Linked DNA regions of Homo sapiens: all the other regions are linked to region 2. Evidence: chromatin contacts called from ENCODE Hi-C or POLR2A ChIA-PET data. All regions are on one chromosome and are shown on one strand. The core of a region is the stretch at or near the end of the contact, and the rest is flanking DNA. Distances in the headings are between cores, read along the strand shown. Region 1 overlaps LOC105377144 (a long non-coding RNA gene). Region 2 has its middle 190 kb from the start of LRIG1. Region 3 has its middle 240 kb from the start of KBTBD8.

Region 1 (4,481 bases), core at 1,149-3,648, 100 kb before region 2:
ACATCTTGTCCCACTGGAAGGTCTTCAGTGGCAATAACATGCAGGGAGCTGTCATCTCCTATGCTGACAATGCCTTCGGAATACCTCCTGAAGGACCTGCCTGAAAGTGTTTCACAGTTAAATTTGTTTTAAAGTAGGAGTATACTCTAAAATGATAATAATAAGTATAGTATATTAAATATATAAACCAGTAATATAGTCATTTATTATCAAGTATTATGTACTGCACATAATTTTATGTGCTAGACTTTATACAAGGGGCAGCCCAGTAGCTTTGTTTACACCAGCCTCGACACAAACATGTGAATAATGCATTGCACTACAATGCTAGGATGGCCATGACCTAACTAGGCAATAGGAATTTTTCAGCTTCATTATATTCTTACGGGACCACCGTCGTATAGGCAGTCCGTCATTGACTAAAATGTTGTCATGTGGCACATGACTATATATAAAGAACTGTCAAAACTCAATCATAAGAAAACAATCCAGTTTAAAAATGGGCAAAAGGTTTGAACAGACACTGCATTAAAGCAGATCTACAGATGGCAAATAAGCCCATAAAAAGAGACAAAACCCTGTTAGACATTAGGGAAATGAAATAAAAACCACAATGAGATTCCACCACACGGGTACTGAAGTGCGTTTTTAAAAAACTGACAATACTGCTGACAAGGATACAGAGCAACTGGAACTCTCATATATTGCAGATCGGAATGCAAAATCGCACAGCCACTTTGGAAAACACTTTGGCAGTTTCCTAGAAAGTTACACATACACTAACCATATGACCTAGCTATTCCTCTCCTAGGGAAGAATAGTTTGACATATTCATTATTTTTTTCTCTATATATACATTTTCCCCTTACTCTTCCCCTCATTTAAGCAGGTAGCAGGTTCTGGGCTTCTGAGCCCCAACTAAATTTTGTGGCAGAGCAGAAAGCAGAGTTAGCCTGTCTTTTTAAGGGCAGAGGCAAAGAGGGTAGCAGTTGAGAGTGGGCTTGGAGAGGCATGAAGAAGGGTCCTATGGGGCCAGCAGGAAGAAGGACCAGGGTTCAACTTCCTGGCAGCACTCTGAGAAGATGGTAGAATCCCAGAGAAAAATGGCTCCATGGAGCATCTCAGGCAGCACAGCAAAGGAGTTCTAGTCCCCAAACTTCACACCGAAGAAGCCACCATCTTTGGAACCAGCCTCCGTGGATGATGACAATGGTAAAGCTTTGTGGCTATCTGGCTGTGTGACCTTGGAAAAAGTCACTTAATATCTCTAAGCCTCAGTTTCCAAAATCAGTGGAGAGGAGGAGGTGAACCTTACACCCGGAGCTACCATGAATGGTTGGGCAAACCATACTTTGCAAGCATGGTAGCTCACACCTGTATTCCCAGCACTTTGGGAGGCCGAGGCAGGCAGAGCACTTGAGGTCAGGAGTTCAAGACCAGCCTGGCCAACATGGTGAAACCCTATCTCTACTAAAAATACAAAAATTAGCCAGGCGTGGTCGCATATGATTGTAATCCCAGCTACTTGGGAGGCTGAGGCAGAAGAATCACCTGAACCCGGGAGGCAGAGGTTGCAATGAGCCGAGATGGCACCACTGCACCCCAGCCTGGGTAACAGAGTGAGACTCTGTCTCAAAAAAAAAAAAAAAAAAAGAATGCCCTGCCAAGGGGGCACAGAAAAAAACAAGTCCAGAAGTCCAGCCTTTCCTCCACTCATCAGCCCTGAGTCCTGGGACAGCGTTGGGTCATTGCTTTCCTGGCCCACGTAGAGAAAGTAGCGTGGGCTACCCATGGCCTTCACTGTAGCTGCACAATACAGCTTTGATATTGTGTAATTTGAATTTTTTCCCCTCTAAATGACTATTTCTAGCAGTCTCTCTGAAAAAAAAAAAAAAAAAAACTTTCATAAATATATTCCTTTTCCCCCCAAACACACACGTACATAAATTTCATTATAAGAAAGTTTTTACCATATCAGGTACAACCTCCAAGCACCCCAAAGATATCTGCAAAGTAAGACTATTTCCTTTTTTTCCACCCTAATTTATTGATACAACAAATGAACAGGGAGATTTGTCCAGCCAATAGCAAATGAAATTGGATAGTAATCCACCTTCAGGTTTCTGGGTAGCAGGCCTTGAGGGAAACTGAGGCTACAGGGGAATTTCAGATCCAGCCAACGTGTCTCCAGGAAAATATGCCCTTTTAGTTCTGTTTCTGAAAACCACACTGACTGTCTCAAGCTGTGGGGATCGGGAAACTGTTGATTGCCTCCTTCCAGAAGGCCTCCTCCCTCACTTGGAGAAACAGTTCTGAAGTTGCAACAACTCCGCTCAGCTGGAGTTTCTCAGAAGCCCGGCATTCACCCATGACTGAGTCCTGACGGAGCGCTCTGTGGGGAAGCCAGGCAGCGAACACATCCTGGGGAAATCATTGTCCTGCCCCCTGCTTGGCCGCGGAAGGCGGACACCCGGTTTCAATGTTGTCTTTGTTACCAGCTCCAGTAGGCGCTCTGATGTGCATTTTAATGAAAATGGGACACCTGCGGCAGCGCTCCCGATCAACAGCAAGGAGGGAGAAACCCCAGATCTGGACCGGAGTCCTGGGGATCCCCTTTCAAAAGGCAGCCGGGCATTCCAAAGAGGCTGGGAAGAAACAGCCCTTTATCCGCATCGGGGGGCCCCCTGGCGTGTCGCCGGGACCCTCAGCGGCGTGTCCCCCACCTCCTCCTGGCCCCCTCACAGGGCTCCCAGGAGCAGCCGTAGGAGCGGCCTGGGATATTTTTTCTATCTTCCAGCCTGAGCTACACGAGGCAGTTGAATTAGAGTCATTACTGTAATTTAATTTCTCCAAATTCAGAGCAATTTTCTTTCCAAATATATCAGGGGCCAGCAAAGGTTCAAAGAATTGGAGAAACCATTCCAAATTCAGAAAGGTTAAAAGAAAGACCAGTCATAGGGTGAACACTACTACTACTATCATATTTCATAATAATTGTATATTATACAACTGAATGTATTATATGGCACGTAATATATATTATTACATATGACAATGTATAGTAATAATCCCATAAAGATATATCACAGTTATCATAGTATTATATATTTATGTATAGACACATAATGTGTCTAACATTCCACCCTAATTTATTGATACAACAAATGAACAGGGAGATTTGTCCAGCCAATAGCAAGTAAAATTGGATAGTAATCCACCTTCAGGTCTCTGGTTAGCAGGCCTTGAGGGAAACTGAGGCTACAGGGGAATTTCACGTTGAGCCAACGTGTCTCCAGGAAAATATGCCCTTTTAGTTCTGTTTCTGAACACCACATTGATTGTCTCAAGCTGTGGGGATCGGGTCCTGTCTATATTATGTATAGACACATTATACATAATGTGTCTATACATAATATATAATATACTATGATAGATACGTTGTATATATTAGGTAATATATATAACATTCAAAATGTTCAAAAGTAATTTTGATAATGTTAAAAAAAATTGGAGGATCAACCCAGAATCAAAGTTTTAAGAGGAGGAAGAGACAGAGGGTGAAAAAAAATATTATTTTTATAATTATTTTATGATAATATAGACTTAACATATAGTTACACGGAATATTGTGTATCATATAATTATTGTTTTATATGATACTATAAGATATAACTACATATTTTTATTATTACTAATATTGTTGTTGAAGATAACATCGATTGCTTGTCAGATGCTATGCTAGACACTTTCGAGGCATTATATTATTGAATTTTCACAATAGCCTCTATGATGTAGGTACTATGGGTTTTGTATCCCTTTAAAAAAATATAGTTTTATTGAGATATAATTCACATACCATACAATTCACCAATTTAAAATATACAATTCAGTGGATTATATTCAGTGAATATATTGAAGTATATCACAGAGTTTGTAGTCATCACCATAGTCAATGTTAGAACATTTCATCACCCAAAAGGAAATCCCATATGCATTAGCAGTCATTTCCCCGTTTCCCCCTCCCTACAACCCTAGACAACTCTGATCTGTTTCCTATCTATAGATTTGCCTGTTCTGGGCATTTTATATAAACAGAATTACACAATATGTCATCCTTTGCATCTGACTTCTTTCACTGAGCATGTTTCCAAAATTCATCTATGTTGGAACATGTATCAGTACTTCATTCTTTTTGATAGCTGCATAGTAGTCATTGTATGGACATACCACATTTTGTTTATCCACTCATCACTTAATAGATATTTGAGTTGTTTCCACTTTGGGGCTATTACAAATAACGCTGCTATGAATACTTATGTGCAAGTTTTTATATGGATGTATGCTTCTGTTTCTCTTAGACATTCTGTGTTTCACCCCATTTTACAGATGAGGAAATTGAGGTTCAGAGATGCTACATAACTTGCCCAAGGTCACACAGCCTGTGAATGCTCTGAGAGTCAAACTTAGCTCTGTGTAATGCT
Region 2 (4,327 bases), core at 178-2,677:
TGCCCAGGCGCGTGTGTGTGTGTGCGCGCGCGCGTGTGTGTCGTTTAGATTGGATCTCACTCTATTACCCAGGCTGGTCTCAAACTCCTGGACTCAAGCAATCCTCCTGCCTCAGCCTCCCAAAGTGCTGGGATTATAGGTGTGAGTTATTCCACCTGGCCCCTACACTGTTTTAACCTATTTCCAGAAAAGGTTGATTGTATGCCCTTTCTGTGTCTGTGTCTTACTTTCCAAGTTAAGGAGTCATGTGGAATCACAGAGGCTTGAGCTTAGGAGAACTCTGAAAGCACCAACCCCTCTAGGATGCATAAAGCTTCTCTCAAGTATCCTCAGCAAGTGGCCCTCCAGCCTCCTTTCGAATGCCTCTGTTGATAGGGACATCACTACATATGAAGGCATTTGAGGGCACTTCTAATTAGAAGCCTTCACAAACCAGCTCCCTTGAATTTCCTAGTTTTATTCCTGGAGGTCACCAAAACAATTCCAAATCTCCAACTCCCCTTCACAAGCATGCTTGAGCCTGAAAACTTTCCATTTTGTGCATGGATAATCACTTTCTTAACAGGAAGGAGAGGAGAGGCTACAAAGCAAATAAAAGCCAATTTCCCAAGCAAAGATAGAAAAGAACCCAAGGTGTGAGGAGGAAACCACTTCTCTCCTCGCATCCCACCACAAACGCATCAAAAACACTCAGAACATGGATGCGCACGGTGGCTTACGCCTGTAATCCCAGCACTTTGGGAGGCCGAGGCGAGTGGATCACGAGGTCAGGAGATTAAGACCATCCTGGCTAACAAGGTGAAACCTCGTCTCTACTAAAAAAAAAACAAAATTAGCTGGGCGCGGTGGCGGCCGCCTGTAGTCCCAGATACTTGGGAGGCTGAGGTAGGAGAATGGGGTGAACCCGGAAGGCGCAGCTTGCAGTCAGCCGAGATGGTGCCACTGCACTCCAGCCTGGGTGACAGGCTCAAAAAAAAAAAAAAGAAAAAAGAAAAAAAACAACCTCAGAACATCCTAAAAATGAAAATGCAATGAGGAAATCCCTGAGAACTAGAGCTGGGACCCTGAAGAAAGATTTACTTATGTTTCAAAGCCACATGCTTTAGATTCAGAAGCTGACCCCGCTCCCCTCAGCAACACAAAAGAAACCAAGAGCCATGATGAGCAACAGCTAGTGTAATTAACTAAAACCTAGCGGCTAAAAATACTCTTTGCCCAGGCAGAGGACCACACCATCTTTTTTAAATCCCAGCCTGCAGAAAGCACTCCGCGTGAAAAGAGCCAGGTCATTTGCACGAATCAGTGTAAAACATAGACAGTAGTGTATTTGTTAGGCTGGTAACACATGAGAAATGGAGGAGAGATTTGTTTTCTGTAGCAGTAGACAGAGCATGCCAGCTGGCAGCGTGCCTGAAACAAATAACCAAGACACAACTAGATCTGTGTGAAACGGTGAGAAAGTTTAGAGTCAGTGGGGCAAGGAAGAGCTGGGGCTGGGGTACACTGAAGAACACCACGGACAAGCAGAGAGGACAGGGAGAAGGTTTGCAAACTCTCTTAGTGGTAAATTCACCGTGCAGGGAGAGTCACGTACAGATTAGTTTGCCAGTTCCCATCTCCCACCTGTTCTCAGCTGTCACCACATCAGCATTCCAGTTCCAGCCCTGGATCATGAGCCTCTTTCCTCTTCACTGCTTTTGAGAGTTGAAATTAAATTTGGTTGATTCCATTTCCTATGCTTCTATTTGGCAGTGGCAGACCTAGAAATACCAGAGTAGGAATATCAAGAAGTAGGTTTCAGTTGTTTCCCTGCTGTTTACTGTATAAACTCAAATGCCACAGCAACCTTCCAGAGAGGAGTTTTTTTTAGTCTAGTTATTTTTTTATCGGATAAATAGTTCTGAATTTACATTCAGTAAAATTCACTTTTTGTTTTTGCTGTACAGTTACTTCTGGGTTTTCCTAACTACCATGATGAACATGCGGAACCGTTGTCACCTCAGAACTTTCCTTTGTGCTAAAGATTTGTAGGCAGGCCTTCTCTCAGCCCAGCCCTGACCCTTGGAAACCTCTGATAGAGATTTTCTTCTTCTAAAATGTCATAGGAATGAAATCATAGAGTATAACCTTTTGAGTCTGTATTAGCCACATTTCACAAATAAGACATAACAAGCGCGGAGAAGTTTGGTAACTTGCCCAGGGCCATACAGCTAGAAAAGCAGAGCAAAAACTTAAGTGCGAGCCCACTGATTCCAAATCTTATCCTTTCACCCTAGTGCTAAGCAGAAACTCTGCCTGGCCTGAGTTTCCTCGTCTCCCTCATCCACATGTGAAAAAGGGGCCAGTGAAATCGTGAGTGCAGAACAACTTCAGGAAGTGCAAAGCCCTTTGTGCGAGGTGCATATTGCTCATTGTTTCTTCCAGTCTTTGTTGCCAGCCAACCATTTTGCAGGAAAACATTGTGCCTTCCAAATTGCCCTTCTGAACATGGTGGTGCACCTTTGAACCTGGCCGTAATCAGTCTGTTTAGAGAAATACACACACACACACACACACACACACACATACACACACACTCACCTTCTGCTAATGCAAGAAGTATCTCAGGAGGTTAAGGACCTGTCTGGACTGGAAAGATGAAGCACTGTTTTCCACAAAGTGGCAAAGCCACAGACTTATTTAATGGGATTTGAGGTTGTGCAGGGGTGTTTTGGTCATTGGAAGGGATTTTTCTATTCTCAGGACATAAAAGTAACTGCTATGAAATACAATTTTGACTTCACTATTTTGTCATAAGAAGTAAACATCATCTGCTGGCCTGATGGCTTGAAAGCCTGTCTCTAAACAGCTTCTGCCAAAGGCTTTGAAATGTTTGCTTTCAGACTGGATTCAACCACCAGGATATTTAGAGACACACATGTCATAGCCCCAAGAAGCAGATCCCTCTCTTGGTGAAGATAAATCTGCAAAGCTGTAGCTTTCTGGAAGCCACACAAATATGGATTTGGTCCCTTCCTCCACCCCTGCTCCCCATAAATGTTATGGAAAGCAAATGTCTGGCTGGGCGCGGTAGTTCACGCCTGTAATCTCAGCACTTTGGGAGGCTGAGGCCGGCAGATCACGAGGTCAGGAATTTAAGACCAGCCTGGCCAACATGGTGAAACCCCATCTCTACTAAAAATACAAAAATTATCCAGGCATGGTAGTGTGTGCCTGTAATCCCAGCTACTCAGGAGGCTGAGGCAGGGGAATCGCTTGAACCCAGGAGGCAGAGGTTGTGGTGAGCCGAGATTGGGCCTCCGTACTTCAGCCTGGGCAACAGAGTGAGACTCCGTCTCAAAAAAAAAAAAAGAGAAAAAGCAAATGTCTGCTGTTCTCTGTTGCTACTGTACATGGTGCAGTTTTAGAATTAGGCCCAGTGAAGGCTGGGGCAGGGCCTCAGAGCTCTTGCTCCACTCCAGTGCTGTCCAATGGGTGTATAATGCAAGCCACAGATGTAGTTTTCAATTTTTTTAGTAGCTGTGTTTTAAAAAGTAAAGGAAAAATTGTCATTTATGTTAATAATATATTTTATTTAAACCAGTATATCCAAAATATGTAATCAGTATACCATGATTAATGAAATGTTTTCATTTTTAAAATATTAAGTATTCAAAATCCAGCGCATCCCAACCAATCACATTTAAGGTGCTGTATGACACATAATCAGTGACTACTGTATTCAATAGCGCAACTCCAGGGGTAGAGGTAAATTCAAACCCCAATGGGGCTTCTTCATAGTAGTGTGACCTTGGACAAGTTACTTAAGCTCTCTGAACCTTGGTCTTCTCATCCAAAAAATGATAATGATGTCTACCCACAGAGGGGATGTGAGGATTAAATCAGTTAATCCAAGGAAAGTGACTGGCACATATTAGTGGTCAGTGAATGTGAGTTGTTCATAGAAGCATAATTATTATTGTTTTTACTGGCATCGTTATGACTGTTAACATTGCTACTGAGAAAGTCAGAGCTCATCTGGTCTATTGTCGGTTATCTCATGGAAATGGAAACTGGAATCAGATTCGCTACCTCCAAGGTACTAGGGGATTGGGAAAAGAAAACCAAAGGAATAAATCGTATTTTTACAACCGTTAAAAATTTAAAAATCCTTCCTCCATATTATTTCTTTAATAGTCAAAATTAACTTGGAATGTAGAAACTGTTTTGTCTTCTTTATGGTTAAGAAAAGTAAGAATCAGAAAAGTTAGGTAAGGTCTTCAGGCCAAGCACGGTGTTGCACACCTGTAATCCCAGCACTTTGGGAGGCCGAGACAGGTGGATCACT
Region 3 (4,382 bases), core at 655-3,154, 68 kb before region 2:
GTTGTCTTTTTGATTTTTTGAAGAAGTGTTGAATTAGGCCCCTGTTAGCTAAAGACTTACAGACCCAGGCCAAATTCCAACAGTCTCAACTCCTTCCAGCCAGCTCCAGGAAGCTGCTGTACAGATTTTTGGGAAGGGAGCCTAAAGAGCTAGAACCACCTGGTTTCAGGGTTACTTGGGAGCATCGAGTTTGCTTGACCTGGTTCATTAAGGGCCATAAAATAATAACCAATTTTTCTAATCTGAGCCTTATTACTGGATAATAAGTTGCATATTTTATTCCTGCCGTGGGTAAGGAACGCTCCATTTGTCTTGTTCATCCCTGAAATGAAAATTGCCTACTTTCTGATACGATCCACTGATAAAAACATTGTCTTAACAAATTTTTCTGAGGAATTTCCCAGACCACAGTGAGGTATGAAAACCAAGGCTCTGGAAGCCAGCTGGGGTGCAACAGACCCAGGGTCCAAGGATTTCCCGAAAGTTACCTCTTTCATTCAAGTTGGTGGGAGAGTTTCAGGGCCAAGGGAAGTCATCAGGTTGCCAGACAACCAAGGAGGGCCCTGTCATCGTCTTCACCGGAGAGAGTGACAGCATCGCTCTTGGATTTGCTAGTCATTTATTGGAATCCCCCTAGAACTTAGGATAAATTGGAAAGCTGAGTGTCTTCAGAAAAACTTTGCAGATTGAAAGTCTGTAAACCAAAGTTGCTGGTTTTGATTTGAGGCCTGTGCCAAACACACACACCCTCCTAAACTGACAGGATCAACCTAGCCACCAGCCCCCAAAACACAAACACCCAAAGAAAATAAAGATTCCAGATCCTGAGAATACCTGTACATTTAACTGCAACCTCTACCACCTTTGGTAAGATAAACAACTCAGACAGGGCTTCAAGTGACCTTTTAATCACAATAAGTGGGTTGCGCAGGGCCCTCCAGAGATTGTAATTGGGCTCACTTGTAACAAAAGGCAACCTTGACCACAAGCAGAGTAAAATCAGACAGGGGCACAACCTCTGCCCTTGCTCTGTAAACTCCCAGCTTTTTATTTATGTATTTTTATTGCTGATTTAGATTTTTAGCACTTGACTCCAAGATAAGAGCTCATGCAGCCTAGTGTTATCAGTTCACTTTTTTTCAGAAAAAAAATGGCATTCTGTTTATTTTATTTAAAACTTTATATTGGCCGGGCGCAGTGGCTCATGCTTGTAATCCCAGCACTTTGGGAGGCCGAGGTGGGCAGATCACCTGAGGTCGGGAGTTCACGACCAGCCTGGACAACATGGTGAACCCCTGTCTCTACTAAATATACAAAAATCATCTGGGCATGATGGCATGCACCTGTAATCCCAGCCACTCAGGAGGCTGAGGCAGGAGAATTGCTTGAACCTGGGAGGTGGAGGTTGCAGTGAGCCGAGATCGCAATGCTGCATTCCAGCCTGGGCAACAGAGTGAGACCCTGTCTCAAAACAAAGCAAAACTTTGTATTGAAAATCAAGCAGAAGAGAGAGACGGAGCAAGAAGAGGAGAATGGAATCATCGTGAACACTTCTTAATCGCAACGAGCATCATTTATTTTCTCAACTTGTGATTCATAGGATTTCATAAGACATCTAATCCACCCTTCTCATTTTACATATGAGGAAATTGAGGGCCAAAATAACTTGTCTAAGGTCACACATGTTTATGGGTGCAAATATAATGTTAAAACTTATTCCTAGCTACTGGTTAGCTTATTATTATTCAATTTCCTGTTCATTCTTTCCATGAGAGTTGATTAGCGTCCAAAAATTTGTGTTTAAGGAAAAGCCTGGCTCGTTACTACCAAAAAGAAGGGAAGACTCAATTGGACAAGCCATTTTCTATCTGTCAAGGCCTGAGAAAGCTGTTGCTCCAAGCCCTGGTAAACAGTGCCACCTCGGGTAACCAGATAGCCCTGAGGGTCATAGTTGCAAGGCTCAGGACAGTAACCTCACTTCCACTTTACTCTCTCGGCTTGGAAAAGAAAACTCTAGAATTAGCTATCCCACTGTCTTACTAAGACTTGTATTATTTTTTTTTTTTTTTTTACCTGCAAGGATTCCTTGCTTTTGCAGAAGTTAGACATTTAAGTTAAAAAATCAGGCCCCAATGGGGAAACCCTACCTCTACTAAAAATACAAAAAAATTAGTCAGGTGCAGTGGTTCACACCTGTAATCCCAGCTGCTCTGGAGGTTGAGGTGGGAGAATCTCTTGAATCCAGGAGGTGGAGGTTGCAGTGAGCCGAGATCATACTACTGCACTCCAGCCTGGGCCACAAAGTGAGAAAAAAAAAAGTCGGTTCCCGGAATATGCAATGGTGATGTTTTAATTTCATGCAAAGAGCAGGTCTTTAGTTATCTGAGTATGTGGTTCTCATTTTCCTTGACTGGACTACTGGGAAATTCAGAGGCCACAATAACGTGAAAACAGTATTTACAAGTAGCGTATTGTTGTTATTACAGCAATTTATCAGTCTCGCTTGTAGCTGGACAAATCTTCTTTCACATTGCCTGAATTAGTGTTTTTAAAACTTTTCCTTTGGAGAAATCTCTTCAACTTCCTATTTCAATTCACCATACAGTTTCTACATGACAGAACCAACATCATGTATATTTGGTGTTTCTTACTTTAAACTGAATTTTAGATTCTATTCTTTATACGTAGATTGAAGAGAATCGTTGATTCACTTCAGAATTCCTCAGCCTCAGCACTGTTGACATTTGGGGTTGGATAATTCTTTGTTGAATGGGACTGTCCTGTGGATTGTAAGATTTTCAGTGGCATTCTTGCCCTCCACCCATTGGATGCCAGTAGCACCTCCCCTCCCACTGTGACAACCAAAAATGCCTCCAGACATTCCATGTGTCTTCTAGGGTGCAGAATCACCCCTAGTTAAGAACCACTGGCTGAGTGTGGTGGCTTATTCCTGAAATCCCAGCACTTTGGAAGGCCAAGGCAGGCAGATCGCTTGAGCTCACGAGTTTGAGACCAGCCTGGGCAACATAGTGAGACCCCATCTCTACAAAACATACCAAAACATTAGTTGGGCATGGTGGTGTGTGCCTGTAGTCCCAGCTACTCAGGAGGCTGAAGTAAGAGGATGGCTTGAGCCCAGTAAGCAGAGGTTGCAGTGAACCAAGATTATGCCACTGCACTACAGCCTGGGCGATAGAGCCAGACCCTGTCAAAAAAAAAAAAAAAAAAAAAAAAAAAAAAAGAACCACTGATGTAACTCATTCAGAAAGTGACCCCGGTAGAATGTAAGCTCCAGGAGAGCAGGAACTGTCGGCTTTGTTCATCGCTGTATCAAGCACATGTTAGATGTTTTTTAGAAAAAGCATTTGTTGATTGAAAGACACAATGTGGTGTCGAAGGGAAAGCCTTGGATTTAGAATCCTCGGACATCGACTGCCACTCCCCTAGCTGTGCTGTTTGTCAAGACCACTTTATCTCTTTGAATCTTAGCATATTGGAGAAATAATCTTAGAGTAATACGTATTGAAGACAATAATACATATTGGAGAAAATAATCTTTACCTTAACTTTACTATCTTGTGAATTTCAAACACGAATTTGTGTGACGATGTTCAGAAACTGTGAAATGACCTTCAGATCTGAAATATAATGGAGGACAAATGCCTTGGAGTAGATGCTGAATTTGAGACTAAAACCCAAGTCCACCTCAAACACGGTTCTTTCTTACTCTGTCACCAAGCGCTCTAACCCAGACTGTTTGACCTTGAAGTAAGGTAAGGACAGAGGAAGGAAATGGAGCTAGATCTAACAGCTCCAGAAAACCAGAGGGATGTGTTATGACTGAGTTGTGACACATGCCTGTTTGTGATTTCTTTGCACAACATAGACTGTTCTATAGTAACCTAGAGGAAAATAATGTGTTCCTAAGCAAGATGGCACAGTAGTAGGTAGGCATTAAGAACCTTTCACGCTACAAGACTATGGTTTCCCTACTCCTTTACCTTACAGACAAAGTGAGAGAAAAATTATGTGTATGTGTGTATGTGCATGTATAAACACAAAATTTGCCTGTATTCTCATTTTCCCTCTTAAGTAGCCAGTTTTGCTGGAGGCCTAAACACATCACCAATCCACTTCTTTTTTTTTTTTTTTTTTTTTTTTGAGACGGAGTCTTGCTCTGTCGCCCAGGCTGGAGTGCAGTGGCGCAATCTCGGCTCACTGCAAGCTCCACCTCCCAGGTTCACGCCATTCTTCTGCCTCAGCCTCCCGAGTAGCTGGGACTACAGGCACCCACCACCACGCCCAGCTAATTTTTTTTGTATTTTTTTAGTAGAGATGGGGTTTTACCATGTTAGCCAGGATGATCTCGATCTCCTGACCTC

What was found. Hi-C counts contacts between places; a loop is a spot of excess contacts on that map. ChIA-PET counts read pairs that join two places held with the same protein, here RNA polymerase II (POLR2A). Pooled maps may share reads with other maps.
Region 1: a loop to region 2 is called in a map of aorta, with 2.1 times the contacts of the local background. The contact joins two enhancer-like sites. A Hi-C loop is called at or near these places in 2 of 168 maps with a recorded cell type or tissue (CD8-positive, alpha-beta T cell and aorta). POLR2A ChIA-PET finds 5 or more read pairs at or near these places in 2 of 52 experiments (A673 and activated CD4-positive, alpha-beta memory T cell).
Region 3: a pooled map of gastrocnemius medialis shows a loop between it and region 2 (2.5-fold over the local background). The contact joins two enhancer-like sites. A Hi-C loop is called at or near these places in 1 of 37 single-sample maps with no recorded cell type and 2 of 50 pooled maps. POLR2A ChIA-PET finds 5 or more read pairs at or near these places in 1 of 52 experiments (HepG2).

What each region holds. Positions count from the first base shown.
Region 1 is chr3:66,796,333-66,800,813 of GRCh38, reverse strand. The region is part of intron 2 of LOC105377144 (a long non-coding RNA gene); the gene reads left to right. Among named protein-coding and RNA genes, the nearest start is that of KBTBD8, 200 kb to the left of the region's middle. RefSeq lists an enhancer at 1,983-2,533. Within about 2 kb of position 2,398, at least 5 of the 41 ENCODE cell types and tissues checked have a DNase peak (open chromatin) inside an H3K27ac peak, as active enhancers do.
Region 2 is chr3:66,690,816-66,695,142 of GRCh38, reverse strand. No RefSeq gene overlaps it. Among named protein-coding and RNA genes, the nearest start is that of LRIG1, 190 kb to the right of the region's middle. RefSeq lists an enhancer at 107-276. Within about 2 kb of position 1,427, at least 7 of the 41 ENCODE cell types and tissues checked have a DNase peak (open chromatin) inside an H3K27ac peak, as active enhancers do.
Region 3 is chr3:66,758,818-66,763,199 of GRCh38, reverse strand. No RefSeq gene overlaps it. Among named protein-coding and RNA genes, the nearest start is that of KBTBD8, 240 kb to the left of the region's middle. Within about 2 kb of position 1,904, at least 2 of the 41 ENCODE cell types and tissues checked have a DNase peak (open chromatin) inside an H3K27ac peak, as active enhancers do.